Linked DNA regions of Homo sapiens: region 2 is linked to region 1. Evidence: read pairs that join two places in POLR2A ChIA-PET (ENCODE). Cell type or tissue: MCF 10A. All regions are shown on one strand. Links, peaks and the distances in the headings refer to the core of each region. The heading gives the core; the rest is flanking DNA.

The links. ChIA-PET counts read pairs that join two places held together with the same protein. Peaks named below come from ENCODE experiments on the same cell type or tissue, not always from the same donor. Only the 100,000 strongest peaks of a DNase experiment are listed, where the experiment ranks them.
Region 2: POLR2A ChIA-PET joins it to region 1 with 5 read pairs; 4 of 35 experiments call an interaction of 5 or more read pairs at or near these places.

The regions. Positions count from the first base shown.
Region 1 is chr11:71,295,963-71,303,818 of GRCh38, reverse strand. No RefSeq gene overlaps it. Among named protein-coding and RNA genes, the nearest start is that of SHANK2, 47 kb to the right of the region's middle. RefSeq lists enhancers at 1,975-2,632, 3,717-4,916. In MCF 10A, for the core only: no CTCF peak of the experiment used is centred there; a DNase peak (open chromatin) is centred at 4,318.
Region 2 is chr11:71,423,087-71,430,087 of GRCh38, reverse strand. It overlaps the pseudogene ACTE1P and a transcript of DHCR7 not described here. Among named protein-coding and RNA genes, the nearest start is that of DHCR7, 22 kb to the left of the region's middle. RefSeq lists a silencer at 6,537-6,586. In MCF 10A, for the core only: a CTCF peak has its summit at 3,413; a DNase peak (open chromatin) is centred at 4,107.

The sequences.
Region 1 (7,856 bases), core at 2,010-6,009:
GTACAAGTGAGTGGTGAACTATCCCCCAAAAAGACAGACCATTGAGGATTCAGACCCTTCAGGAATGAGTGTCTGGTTCCCCCACCCAGGTAAGACACCCCACCCAACTGAGGTCAAAGGGGACATGAAATGATGGTGGAAGAGGGCTCATGATGGCAGCTGTAGAAACACAGACCATGGCCATGCGCAGGTGTCCTGGCCTTGCTTCTGATGGGCACATGTATCCCTACATACACGGGATTGTTTTTATGGACATTCACTATTTTTTTGTCTCTCTTCTCATTCTTTAAACATATTTTGTTAGGGATCAGCTTTCTGATTTAGTCTGTAGCCAACGGAATTTTCGGAAGGGACTCTGTGGTAGGCAGAACAATGGACCCCAAAGACATTCACATCCTTATCCCTGGAACCTGCAAACATGTGACCTTACCTGGCAAGAGAGACTTGGCAGGTGCGATTAAAGTGGGATCTCAGAGACAGGGAGGTTATTCTGGATTTTCCAGATGGGCCAAACCTACTCCCATGAATCCTTAAAAGCAAAGAACCTTTCCCAGCTATGTTCAGAGGGAGCTGGAAGAGTGGAGCGAAAGAGGCAATGTTTCTCCTTAAAAGATGGAGAAAGGGCCCAGCAGCCAAGACACTGGGCAGCCTCGAGAGGCTGGAGAAAGCAAGGAAACAGATTGTCCCCTAGAGGGCCCAGAGGGAACCAGCCCTGCTGATGCCTTGACTTTAGCCCAGTGAGACTTTTGTCTGACTTTTCACCTCCTCAACCACAGCAGCAATAAATTGGTGTCATTTGAAGCCACTACATTTGTGGTAATTTGCTACATCAGCTGTAGAGGACTAATCAAAGTGGTGATTGGATTTAAGAACTATCTCAGCTGGGGCAGTGGCTCACACCTGCAATCCCAGCACTTTGAGAGGCTGAGAGGAGAAGATCCCTTGAGTTCAGGAGTTCAAGGCTACCCTGGGCAACATAGTAAGACCCCCATCTCTACAAAAAATTCAAAAATTATCAGGGCATGGTGGTACATGCCTGTGGTCCCAGCTACTGGAAAGGCTGAAGTGGGAGGGTCACTAGAGCCTAGCCAGGCTGCAGTGAGTTGCGAAAGCACCACTGCACTTCAGCCTGGGTGACAGAGCAAAACCCTGTCAAGAAGAAGAAGAAGAGGAGGAGGAGAAGGAGGAGAAAGATCTGGCATGGCCCAGAGGTAGTGCTAGGACCAGCTGCCAAAGACAGACACAATGACTGATGGCTTCTACAGCTCCTCAGTTGGGGGAGAGGGTAAGAAAAATCTTCATTTGTGTGGAGGATGCTTGCAGCTTGTTAGACAGAAGCTTAAGTTGCCTTGCTGTTGGAGAGATGTGCAAATAGGAGAAGAAGGGTGCGTACAGAGGCTGCACAGCCCAAGGGGTGTGCGTGACCCTGGCCTCTCCATGTCACAGCTGCCCTTGCACACTGGGCGTTCTTGGCGCCTGGCTGGCTCGCACAGGGGATGCTGGAGGGGACTGCGGGGCTGGATGGGGAAGGTTTTGTCCCTCGATCCTGTTCTGGCCATGCTCCTACTGCTGCTGCTGCTCCTACGGCTGCTGCTGCTGCTCCTTTCTTTTTCTTTCCTTCCCATAGCAGAAAGGATCTTGCCTATGATTTTCCCAACCCTCACGAACCAGGGACCCTGTGTCCCCCACCCCCAAGAGACACCCCCCAGCTAGCCAGCCAGCCAGCGCTTCCTCCTTGGAAGTCTCAGTTTACGCCCTGTGGGCTGCACTTCCTGGCTTCCTTGCTGTTATGGTGGCAGCCTCACCTCCGTGGGAGTGGCTGAGTCCTGCTGTTGTTGTCTTCATGACGTCTGAGTTCTCACCGTGCGTGGATCAGCTGGGGAGAAGTCACTGGCACCCAGCTAGCATCCCTTCTGTATTCTTCTCTATTAAATTCTGGCTGCCGAAATACCCGTGTGGTTTCTGTCTCCTGACGGCTCCTTAGCAGCATGCCAGGTGTTGTGATGGGGCCATAAGCCGCATGTTCTGGAAGAACTGTGGAAGAAGCAGTTCACTCTAACAGGGTCCCCAGAGGAGGGGCTTTCATGACACGCCGGGGAAAGAGGGGCTGTTCGAGGTGGGCAGTTCATCCTGCCGTCCCTCCTTAACACAGGTCAGACCAGCACTGCCCTCCTGTAGGCAGGTTGCTCTGGAAGTTTCCCAGCTGGGCCCCTGCAGGGGTCGTGCTGTGTCCTGGGCCGCCGAGCAACCCAGCCTGGCTAACGGGTGAGGAAACTGGCTCGGCCCAGGTCTCTAGGGACAGAGGGCCTCCAGTCACCCTCCAACTCCACTCTGGCCCTGTGATTTCAGACTCTCACTATCCCCTATCCTGTGCACCCTGGTAAACACCATCTACATTCCCAGGAGGATCGTGGATCACCAGCAGGTACCAGATTCTAGAAGAGACAAGGAAGGACCCTCCCCTAGAGCCTCCAGAGGAAGCAGCCCTGTGACACCTTGATTTTCAACTTCTGGCCTCCAGCCGGGCATGGTGGCTCACATCTGCAATCCCAGCAGTTCGGGAGGCCAAGGCAGGTGGATCACTTGTGGTCAGGAGTTCAAGACCAGCCTGGCCAACAGGGTGAAACCCCGTATCTACTAAAAATACAAAAATTAGCCAGATACGGAGTCCTGAGGGACACCATCCAAAGCTGCCTGCAGAGATGGGACAAGCGCGTGCGGTGACAAATGGAGTCATTCTCAGAAGCTGAGAGCAGAAGGCTGGCAAGCCTTCTATTTGTTCTGTAAGAAGATGTACCCAGCTTCCAAGAAGGCATCTCTCCAGGAAAGACCTCGGATATAGATACGTCCTAAATCTTTGCTTCTGCCTGCATTTTCTCCAAAACCTCCATTCAATTTCCATTGTCAGTACCTGTGTCTTTCATTTTCCTGGCAGCAGCTGTGCCTGGCTTCTTCAGAGTCATTAGAAAAGGCCCCTGCCTCCTTCCCTGGGCTATTCCACATCAGTCCGTCCCCAGGGTTTCACTGATGAGGTTTGGAAAGCTGAGGCCACTGCCTGGCTGATGGGGAGAGCTTGAGAGGCTGTTTTTCTGCCTTTCTCAGGTCCCTGGAAACCTGAATTTATGCAACACGTTCTTTTTGGTTGGGAAAAAAAAAAAAGAGAAAACTCCTCATTGATCATCAAGTCTGGGTAGCAGACCAGGCAAAATTGTGAAATAGAACATTGTTAAATATTTTTATCTGCGCTGGGTGGCCACTTCTCCCTTTTGTTCTTTGGTTTTCCAGTTGTGATAAACAGAGCGCACATTTTTATTCCTTGGTCTGTTCTCTAGAAATGGCTCTTGGCTTGTAGCAATCAGGGCTAATTCGTAGTGAGGGCCTCCTGTGCATAGGAACTTTTCATGCTTGTTTTCTTTTTCCTCCTCGAAGCTTGTTTTAGTTTCCTAGAGCTGCCAGAACAAATGGGAACCACAAACTCGGAGGCTTGAAACAACAGAAATCTATTAGTGTCACAGTTCTGGAGGCCAGTTTTTTGTTTGTTTGTCTGAAATGGAGTCTCCCAGGCTGGAGTGCAATGGCACAATCTCGGCCCACTGCAACCTCTGCCTCCCGGGTTCAATCGATTCTCCTGCCTCAGCCTCCTGAGTAGCTGGGATTACAGGCATGTGTCACCATATCTGGCTAATTTTTGTATTTTTAGTAGAGACGGGGTTTCACCATGTTGGCCAGGCTGGTCTCAAACTCCTGACCACAAGTGATCCACCTGCCTCAGCCTCCCGAACTGCTGGGATTGCAGGTGTGAGCCACCACGCCCGGCTGGAGGCCAGAAGTCGAAAATCAAGGTGTCACAGGGCTGGTTCCTCTGGAGGCTCTAGGGGAGGGTCCTTCCTTGTCTCTTCTGGGATCTGGTACCTGCTGGTGATCCACGATGCTCCTGGGAATGTAGATGCATCACCCCAGTGTCTGCTCTGTGTTTCCATCACATCCCCTCCGTGTCCTCTGCCCTTCCCTTCTCTTCTCTCATGAGGACGCTGGAGGTACAGCCGCTCCCATGCAGAATAACCTCAGCATTTCCTTAATCACATCTGCAAAGACCCTTTTTCCAAACAAGGCCGCACACACAGGTCCTGGGTGGATGTACCCTCTGCGGGAAGTCACCACGCAACCCACCACGCGGCCCTTTGGAGCGGATTCTGTGGCCACATCACTGAACTGATGACAAACAGAACAAGCACGTTTGGGGAGGTCGAGTGACTGGCTGGTGAGCAGCTATGCTGGAATTTGGGGCTGGGCACGTCCAGGCTGACATGACTCATTCCTGGTGCTCCCTCTGGCTGGCGTTCCTGCTGGAGCTTCATACTTCCTCACTGTGTCACGTCCCCCAGTGTTGGGCTGGGCTCTGAGCTCTGGATCAGCGTGGCTGCTGCCGCAGAACAAGCCACGCTTTACCCTGCATCCGCTTAAATGTCACCTTGTCAGGCAGGACTTTCCTGTCCCCCGTCCCTACACTAACATTAAATTCACTTCCTGACCTCGCGTAGGAGTGCCCTGGGGATGCTGCAACAAAGGACCACAAACTTAGTAGCTTCAAACAAGACATTTATTCTGTAGCAATTCTGAAAGTCTGGAGTCTCACTGGGCTAAAATCAAGGGGTCATCAGGGTTGGGTTCTGCTGGAGGCTCCGGGGAGAACTTGTTTCCTTGCCTTGTCTGGCTTCTAGCGGCCGCCTGTGGTCCTTGGCTCGGCTCGTGGTCCCTACCTGCGAGGCCAAACTAGCTGCGTAGCATCTTCCAGTCTCTGTCCCATGCTGAATAGACTTCCACTTGTGTTGCCACATCTCCTACCCACAGGGACCCCGCCTCCCTATCCTAAGGACTCTGTGATGACACCGTGCCCATCCAAATAATCCAGGATCATCTCCCCGCCTCAAGGCCCTAGTCACATCTACATGGCCCCTTTTTCCACATCAGGTAAGATATTCGCAGGCTCCCGGGATTGGACACTTCACTGGGAGGCCGTACCCTGCCTACCGCACCCAGCTTTCTTTACATCCCTGGTGGTCCCCAGCATATTGATTATTTACTTCTATTGCTGATGTCTCCCCACTGGAAGGTCAGCTTCCTGAGGGCAGGGGTGTGGCTAGTTCCCTGCTGCATCTTCAGACTGTGTCTGGCATACAGCAGGCACTCAATAAATACTTGTTTAATGAACGAAATGGCATAAGACTGCTACTGAAATGTGGGTCTCACGGAGTGACTTAGAAGATGTTCTCTTCTGAATTGGAGCCACCATAGGCTCAAAGAAACTTTTTTTAAAGGCTGAATCTGAAAGCAATTATATCACAGGATTCTAAAAATGCCTATTTTAAACTGTTGACATAATGCCCACGACCAAAACCTCAGTGTCCCGGAGAACATCGGCAGGTGCCGAAGGGCATCTGAAATGCTGTAACTTGAAGCAGCTCGTCCATGAAGCCTGGCCTGTGGGCTGCCCCTACAGCCGTGCCTGTGGTGCCCACACCAGACCAGGGGATGCTCTCACAGGACCAGGGGATGCCGTCCACCTCTAAGCGAGGTGTGACTGGGTCCTTGGATGGGGAAACACAGCAGACCTGCCTATTTCTGAGACTGTTTTAAGCAAAGCCTAGGGCTCTGGCCTCCTCCTTTTATACAACAGAGACCTGCACCTTCCATCTGGGAGAGGAAGCAGAGGCAGTCAGGTGGCCACATCCCTCCTCAGAACCAGAAACCACTGGTCCAAACCCTCTGGCCCCTTGTTCACTAAGAAACAACACCCACTTCTCTGAATTTTCTGACTCTTCTTACATCTCTCTCTAAAGTAAGCTTGCCAGCAAAAAAAATGTTTAAGATAAGTATGTCCCAAATATAGCATGGGATATACTTACACTAAAACATTTATCCATTGCTTACTTGAAATTCATATTGCCTGTGAATCCTGCATTTAAAAAGATTCAACTACAGCTCATCCTTGTTTTAAGAGCAGTTTAATGTGCACAGCTAAATTGAGCAGAAAGAGAGTTCCCATATACCCCCGCCTCCGCACATGTACAGCCTCCCCCATTGCCAACATTCCTACCAGAGTGGTGCATTGGTTACAACTGATGAACCTACATGGACACATCGTCACTTAAAGTCCATAGTTTACATTAGGGATCACTCTCAGGGTTGCACATTCTGTGGGTTTGGACAAACGTTACAATGACATGTCTTCACCATTACAGTATTAAACAGAATCATTACACTGCCCTAAAGATCTCCTGAAGCCAGGCGCAGTGGCTCATGCATGTAATTCCAGCACTTTGAGAGACTTGAGAAGGGAGGATCACTTGAGCCCAGGAGTTCAAGAACAACCTGGGCAACATAGTGAGACCCCCATCTCCACAAAAAAAGAAAAATTAGCCAAGTGTAGTGGTGCATGCCTATGGTCCCAGCTACTCAGGAGGCTGAGGTGGGAGGATCCCTTGAACCCAGGAGTCTGAGGCTGCATGAGCCAAGCCCTGATACCGCCACTGCACTTCAGCCTGGGCAACAGAGTGAGACCTTGTCTCAAAAAAAGAAAAAAAGTAAAAAAAATCCTCTGTGGTCCACCTCTTCATCCCTCCCTCTCCTCAACCCATCACAACCATTGTACTTGCATACCCATCGCGACCATCGTATTTCCATAGTCTCCATAGTGCTGCCTTTTTCAAAATGTCATATCGTTATCTGGGATCTTAAAGTGTGCAGCATTCTCAGTCTGGCTTCTTTCATGTAGCGATATGCATTTAAGACTCCTCCACTTCTTTTCATGGCTGGTACCTCATTTCTTTTTATTGCTAATAGAATTCCATTGTCTGGATGTACCACAGCTTATGTATCTACTCTACTGAAGGACATCTCAGTTGCTTCCAAGTTTGGGCAATTGTGAATACAGCTGCTATAAACACTTGTGTGCAGATTTTTGTGTGGACTTAAGTTTCAAGTCCTTAGGTAAATACTGAGGAGTATAATTGCTGGTTTATATGGTTAGAGTATGTTTAGTTTTGCAAGAAATGGCCAAACTGTCTTCCACAGTGGCTGTACCATTTTGTTTTCCCACCAGCAATGAATGAGAGTTCCTGTTGCTCCACCTCCTCCCCAGCATTTGTTGTTGTTAGTGTGTCAGATTTGGGGCACTCTAACAGGTGTGTAGTGGCATTACATTGTTGTTGGTTTTTTTTTGAGACGGAGTCTTACCTTGTCACACAGGCTGGAGTGCAGTGGCACGATCTCGGCTCATTGCCAGCTCTGCCTCCCAGGTTCATACCATTCTCTTGCCTCTGCCTCCCGAGTAGCTGAGACTACAGGTGCCCACCACCATGCTTGGCTAATTTCTTTTTGTATTTTTAGTAGAGACAGGGCTTCACCGTGTTAGGCAGGATGGTCTCGATCTCCTGGCCTCGTGATCTGCCTGCCTCGGCCTCCCAAAGTGCTGGGATTACAGGCATGAGCCACCGCACCTGGCCTACATCGTTTTTTTTAATGTGCAGTTCCCTGATGATGACATGAGATGTGTAGCATCTTTTTGTATCCTGCATTTTTATTTGCTGAATCTGGCAGCCCTACACCACAGAAAAAGCCACTGGCATCTATATTGCCCTGAAGTCATTGGTTTCTACATGAATCTGGCTCATGAGGCAGGGACCCACATCTCCTTCATGTCTGCATCTGGGAAAAGGGTGCATCAACCACCAGGCAGGTTCTCGGTACTCGTGTGCATGTGCAGTAGGTGATTGAGTCTATAGACAGTAGCTTTATGTTGCACCTTCCCCTGTGCAATGCCCCCTTTGTTTCTGTATTGTGTTCTCTTTCCCCAG
Region 2 (7,001 bases), core at 2,143-6,142, 130 kb before region 1:
TGCCTCCTCAGCTCACAGATCCACTCTTGCCCCTTTCCCAAACCTTGGTCTCCAAATCTGTTAGGAAATCTGGATGTTACCTGGGAAGACCAAGACCGCAGTGACTGGGAGCTGGGGACGGGATGGGTCTGGCTTTTGGAAACTCAATGCCTCAAATTCAACAATGAGCCACAGACGTGGACCAGCTCTTTGTTGTTCCAGGAAGTGGTCAGGGGTGGGGGTTTGCACAGGGTGAGTGTGGTCACCTGGACACACAGGGAAGCTGCAAGATGGCTGTTAGCAAGAGGCAAGTACCAGGCAAGTCCACCTGGCTCACAGCTTTAAACACCTCCACGGCTTGGTGACTCCAAGGTTTCATCTCCAGCCATGCCTTTGTCCTGAACGCCGCTCATGAGTCCACATGCTCCCTCTACACCTCACTCAGCATCTGAAAGGTTACTCGACTTCACCCCCTCAATCAGTACTGACCTTTTCCCATAAATGTCAGTTGCTCTAACCGAAAACCAGGTATCATCCCTGACTCCCCTCCCTCACGCCACGTTCCATCAGAGGGCAAGCCTGTGGCTGTGCCCATGAAATGTCCAGGATCTGACCGCTTTCCATCTACCGGGTGCCCCCGTCCCAGGCTCTGTCCTCTCTTAGCCTCAGCGCATGTCTCCCTGCCTCCTGCCCCCGCCCACAGTCTGTTCTCGGCTCAACAGCCAGACTATCCCATCAAAATGTGAGTCACATGCTGTCACTCCACTGCTCAGAACTTTCCAAGGTCTTCTCATGTTGCTCAGAATAAAAGCCAGGGTCGTTCTGAGGGCCTCAGCCGCCCTGTGGACTGTCAGACCTCTCTTGCTGCAGCCTCCCATATTGACACAGCAATAGCCATGCCCACCACCTCCCTGGGCCTCTGGCACTGCTCCACCTCAGTCAAAGCCCAGTTAGAACTACTGATGCAAATCCCCACAGCCAGGATCATCAAGACATCGGCCGCCAAGCTTTCTGGCCAGGGATTTCAGTTGCAGAACTGTTTGCAACACTTAGCTGCAATGGAAGTGCCAATTCTGGAACTGGTTTCCTTGTTGTTGGCTCACTTCTTCCTACCCCTGAGCACACTTGGAAGGCTACAGACTTAGATAAGTGAGGAGGAGGCGGGAGGCATTTGAATTACATGGTTATTATTTTTTTCTTTAACTGGGAGTGAACTCCACTCTGTCTTGAGAAAGAATTCTTGACTTGCCTTGCAGATGAGAAATGCTGCTGTGGAGGCTGAGTAGAGGCAGGAAGAGCTGCCTTCCCTTTAAGACTTGGAGATGACCCTGGGGAGGGCAGCAAAGGCGTCTGCAGAACCATCTGGGCTGTTTCCCCCTGGACAGGACTGCAGGGAGCTGCAGGGAGCTGCAGGGAGGTTCACCACGGCCCTCTGTACCTTGGAATACACTAAGATCTCCAGGGTGTGGTGGTCCTATGCCCACACATCCCACTGTTAGGAGTGTCCTCACAGTTATATCCTGCCATGTGCGAAATGGCTGCAAGTTCAAGGCTGTGCATTGCAGTGTCCTGTGCAAAAAAACCGTGAAAAGATCGGGAACAAGTTATGCAAATCAAGAGGTGACTGTTTAATTAAGTGCATCCACATGATGGAATGTTATAAAGCTCTCAAAAAGAATAGGACAGTCAACTGATGATGAATCACATTAACTTAATAAGGAAGAAAAACCACTTTATTATATGAAATAGATGGAGAAAAAAGGACACTAATTCATAATAAAAACGCAAAGACATCCATAGAAAACCTACAGCTAACTTCATATTTAATGATGAGATATTGGATTCTCTCATCATAAGATCAAGAACATGGCAAGAATTTTCACTGCCACTTCTTCCAAATTACATTAGAGATCCTAGAGATTGCAACAAGGCAAGAAAAAGATTTGAAAAGACATAGATTGGGAAGAAATAAGTAAATTAGCACAATTCACAAGATTTTTATGAAGGAAAGAGTTAACACAACAGGCCCTAACTACTATGTTTGGAAAGGCCTGCCTGCAAGGTAGGCCCTTGAGTGGCATCTGGGAATTTAGATTTGGGTAGGGTTCTCACCACTCTAATTGATAAGAGCAGGTCACTGTGCCTAGACTGTTGTACAAATAGTATGCCTTTTGGTTCACTTGCTTTCCTTCTGGAGGTCTAGAATTTTGACACATGCCAAGCAAAGGCTGGATACGGTATAAGGCCAGCACTCCTGAAAAGTCCTGGCTGCTTAATCTCAAATGAGCTTCCCTGATTGGTAACATGTCACATGTATTGTCACAACTTGTTGCTGGGAAAATTAAGCATGTCCTGCATGACCCCACTGGGAGAGACCCTTTGAAGTTTATGCCTGGTCTCCCCCAGACTCTACTCTCATGCACCTTTTCCCTCTGCTGATTTTGACTTTTATCCTTTCCCTGGAAGCTGCAGTTTCCTGAGCCTTCTTAGTGAATCATCAGACCTGAGAGTGGTCTTGACCGTCCCCACAATAGTTATGCAGAAAATCCTAAGAAGTCTACAAAAAAAGCTACTAGAACTAATAAGTGAATTTAGTGAGGTTGCAGGATACACGGTCAATATCAAAAATCTATTTTATTTCTATTCTTGCAAAAAAGTAAACATATCAATTTTTCAATAACATTTACTGTGTTGAAAACACAGCAGACTTAGAATGAAATTTTAATTAAAAATATGGAAGACTTGCTGTATTTTGGAAACCACAATTATTTCTGAGAGAAATTAAAGAAGAGCTAAATAAATAAATGGGTGTGCCACGTTTACATATTGGTGATGTGTTTACATACTGGTTACATATCGGACTGGTGATACAGCACCATTTCAACCAAGTGAGAAATGAAGAATCTTTTCAATGAAAAAATTAGCAGTTAAAAAAACAATAAGAACTTTTGAGTCATATAGATACCCAAACAGAGAAAAATGAATTTTGACTCCAACTCGCATCATTTACAAAACTGAAATGTATTATTAACCTACATGGAAAAAGCAAACCAATAAAGTCTTTAAAAAATATATACGAAAATGATCTTGGTTAGGCAAAGATTTTTAAACAGGATGATAAAAGGCACTAACCACAAAAAAAAAAAAGGAAAAAAAGTGGACATTGATGAAATTGAACTTCTCTTCATCAAAAGAAAATGCTACAAGAATGAAAAGGCAATTCACCAAGAGGGGAAAGTTATTTGCAATGACACTTTCATCCTCTGGAGGACTCAAGTCCACATTATATTATGATGGTACAAAAGCAATTGTGGCTTTTGCTATTTCAATGACAAAAACTGCAGCTACTTTGGCACCAACCTAATATAAGGGGCTCATACAAATCATGGAGAAAATGACTGGCACACTGATGCTTTTAAGATGAGAAAGAGGCTTGGACAAAATGACCAATGTATGTGAAAATATGTTCAACATCATTAGTCATCGGGAAAATGCAAATTAAAACCACCAGGAGCTACTGCATCTCCACCAGAATGGCAAAGAAAAAGGCTGAGAAGCCTGTCTGTTGTAGAGATGTGTTCTCTGGTTGCTGATGGGGTGCACATGGGAACAACCCCTTGGGGAGATTGTTTGGCAGCATCTCTTAAAGCCAAGCGTTCGTGTACCCTATCAGCCAACAACTCTACTCCTGGGAGTGTTCCCAGGGATGCTCACCAGAAGACACGTGCAAGAATGTTCATAGTGACATTAATTGTAAATAGCTAAAAAAAAAAAAAAAAGAAAAAAGACACAGTTGGCAATAGCCCAAATATCAATCAGCAGTAGAATGAATAATTTGAAGTACAGCTACACAGTGAAAAAATGAATGGCAATGGAAAGAAACCAAGAAAGCAGCAATGGCTACATCCAGCAGCATGGCTGAGTCTGCACACAGGATGTTGAGCGAAGGAAGCAGACCTGAGACTGTGTGTACTGCATGAGTCCCTCCATATGGTGGCCAAGAGCAGGAAGGATTTACTATTATAATTAAAGACAGAAGCGTGGTTACCTCCAGGGACCGTGGAGCTGGGTGGGGTAACCTAGCTGGAAGGGAACAGGGTGCTGCCTTGAGGGCACATGAAATATTCTAGGCCCTGGTCCAGTTACTCAGGAGTAGGCAAATGTGAGTCATCCCTCTGCACCTGAAATGAATGCATTTCGTGTCTGTAGATGATATCTTTTCATTAGGAAAGGAAGAAAGCCAGGCAGCTCATGCAAATGCACCTGCAGAGGATGAGGCTGGGCTGGGACAAGAACCACAGGTGTGGACAGGGGCCTGCAACAAGAAAGCTGTAAGGGGGTCTCCTGGAGGGAGGTGCTGATGGGAGGGCAGCGGCTGCAGTGGCTTTTGTAGATACCCTCTGGGTGCAGAAGAAGCTGATGGGGGAAAAGCCCCTGATCAGACAACAAAAGTGGGAGCTTGAAAATCAGGCCCCTGGTGGTGACCAGCATTTACTGCCCCCTGAACAAAGGCGAGGCCCTCATCTCAGACCTTGCTGTACAGTGACTCAGACTCCCTGAGATAGGTAGGCCTCATGCTTGCCATTGGTCCCACTTAACAAGGAGGGAACAGCAGTGCCAAGTCTCAATTTTGTCCAGTTCACAGCAAGTGCAGAGCCAGCATCCTTATTGCCCAGCACTAGAGTCCTTGTGCTGAAGCACGAAGCTGTTAAGTTCTGTCTCCCACCACACTCTTTCCTTTCTTTTTTTTATTTTTGAGATGGAGTCTTTCTCTGTCACCCAGGCTGGAATGCAATGGCACGATCTTGGCTCACTGCAACCTCCACCTCCCAGGTTCAGATGATTCTCCTGCCTCAGCCTCCCGAGTAGCTGGGACTACAGGTGCATGTCACCACACCCGGCTATTTTTTTTTTTTTTTGTATTTTTTAGTAGAGATGGAGTTTCACCATGTTGGCCAGGCTGGTCTCGAACTCCTGACCTCAGGTACTCTGCCCGCCTCATCCTCCGAAAGTGCTGGGATTATAGGCATGAGCCATGGCACCCGGCCACTCTTTCCTTCCTTTACGAGGCAGGATCTTGCTCCATTGCTTAGGCTGGAGTGCAGTGGTGTGATCATGGCTCACTGTAGCCTTGGCCTCAAACTCCTGGGCTCAAGGGATCCTCCCGCCTCAGCCTCCTGAGTAGCTTGGACTACAGGTGTGTGCCACCACACTCAGATAACTTTTTAATTTTTTGTAGAATCATGGTTTTGCTATATTGCCCAGGGTGGTCTTGAATTCCTGGCTTCAAGGGATTCTCCTACCTTGGCCTCCCAAAGTGCTGGGATTACAGAAGTGAACCACAGCACCCTGCCCACACTCATGCTTATAGCCTTCTGTCTCGTTTTTTTCTGATAGAATTCTAACAGTCCCAAAGCTCTGTCCTACAGACCCTTAGCACCTAGAGCAGCAAATTTGGAGGAAAAAGAGGGTTTCCCAGTTGAGTCCCAGTGATGACAGTCAACATCTGGTTGGCCATCACGTGATGTTCACGGAGGTGGCATTAGGAACTGGTCCCTGACATATGGAAGTGAGGATGTTAAAGTCCACTACTCCAGCAGGGTGTGGTGGCGGGCACCCATAGTCCCAGCTACTGGGGAGGCTGAGGCAGGAGAATCGCTTGAGGCCAGGAGTTTGTGTACGGCCTGGGCAACACAGCAAGATTCCATCTGAGATTTGTTTTCACGTGAACGACTCCACGGAGGCCCTCTGCGTTCACTTGCCGACTGGCAGAGACAGTGCCATCATGCCTCTCAGTCAGGCTTCAGCAGTCCTGACTACCTTCTGTTTGCACAGCCTCAACTGTCAGGTTGAAATGTGCGGCGTCTCCACGCTGAGCTGCCCCGTGTCCTTCTACAGCTGCCTATTGCTGTCGTTTCAGCCCAGGTAAATGTCCCGCCCATGTAAGTGAGCTGCACCTTCCTCTGCCCTTGCCTTGTCCCAGCCAGACGACCTGGACCCTCCTTCTGCCTGCTCCACACATGTGGCTACCTCTCCAGTATCCCCAGGATACCTCCCACGCCTCCCCTGCTCACAGCTGAGGGCAGGGATGCTCCATACTTCGAGCTCTCTTCAGCCTCCCAGTTTCTTGGCCATCCCGGCAAAAGTCTTAGGGCCGCTGTTGTCCTTGGTAGGACAGATCGCTGGAAGGTCACACACTCCAAAACAACCATAAGGATGGTGATAGATAAAGTAGAAACACGAGCATAAAAGCAAAAAGGTAATATTCTGGGGCTGCTGCTGCCAGGGACTGATGCCCACACAGGGCGGGGCCCCTAAGATCACGGCTGTGTTACAGCACATTGCCATTATTGCGCATGATGGTGGCCTGAGCTACCCAGAAGAGGCCACCTGACACCCAGCATCCCTGCTCAGGAAGGCAGGCAGTTTTGTAATGCCCTTTAGAGATCTTGGTGCATTTAAAAACATCCTGCTCTACTTAGTTTTTGTTAACCGGATTATTCAGTTATAGGGAATGATTCATTCTCTAATGAAAAGAGCAGAAGGGTTGTGGGTGGGTTGCATTATAGGTGATTTTCAAAGAGTTCTTTGTTTCAGTAGCTCTGGTTTGGCCTAGATGTTTTCACTGTTTAAGTCTTTCAGAATCTTTTTTTTTTTTAATTTTTAAATAGGAAGTGAGAACATCCCCGAGCAAGACCAACAATTGCTGAATAAACACAAACCCCCTTGAGAATCACGCCGACAGGTGCTATCTCTTCACCTGGGGATTGCAAAGGTGAGAGAGGAGGCCAGTGCCTCCCTGTGTCTGGAGAATCATATAGGGGTTGCTCTGGGAGTTTTAAGTTTCTCCTGAGTGAAAGTTAGTGGTTTTACATGTTCTCTTGATGCTACTTTTTACCTCTTCCTCCGGCTACTAAAAAAGCTTTCCTTGTAGGTGAAAATGGAACCGAATTAGTTCTGTGATCTTGTTCCATTCTAAAAGGGATTTGATTTTCCATTCATTCATCCCAAAACTGTTGCAT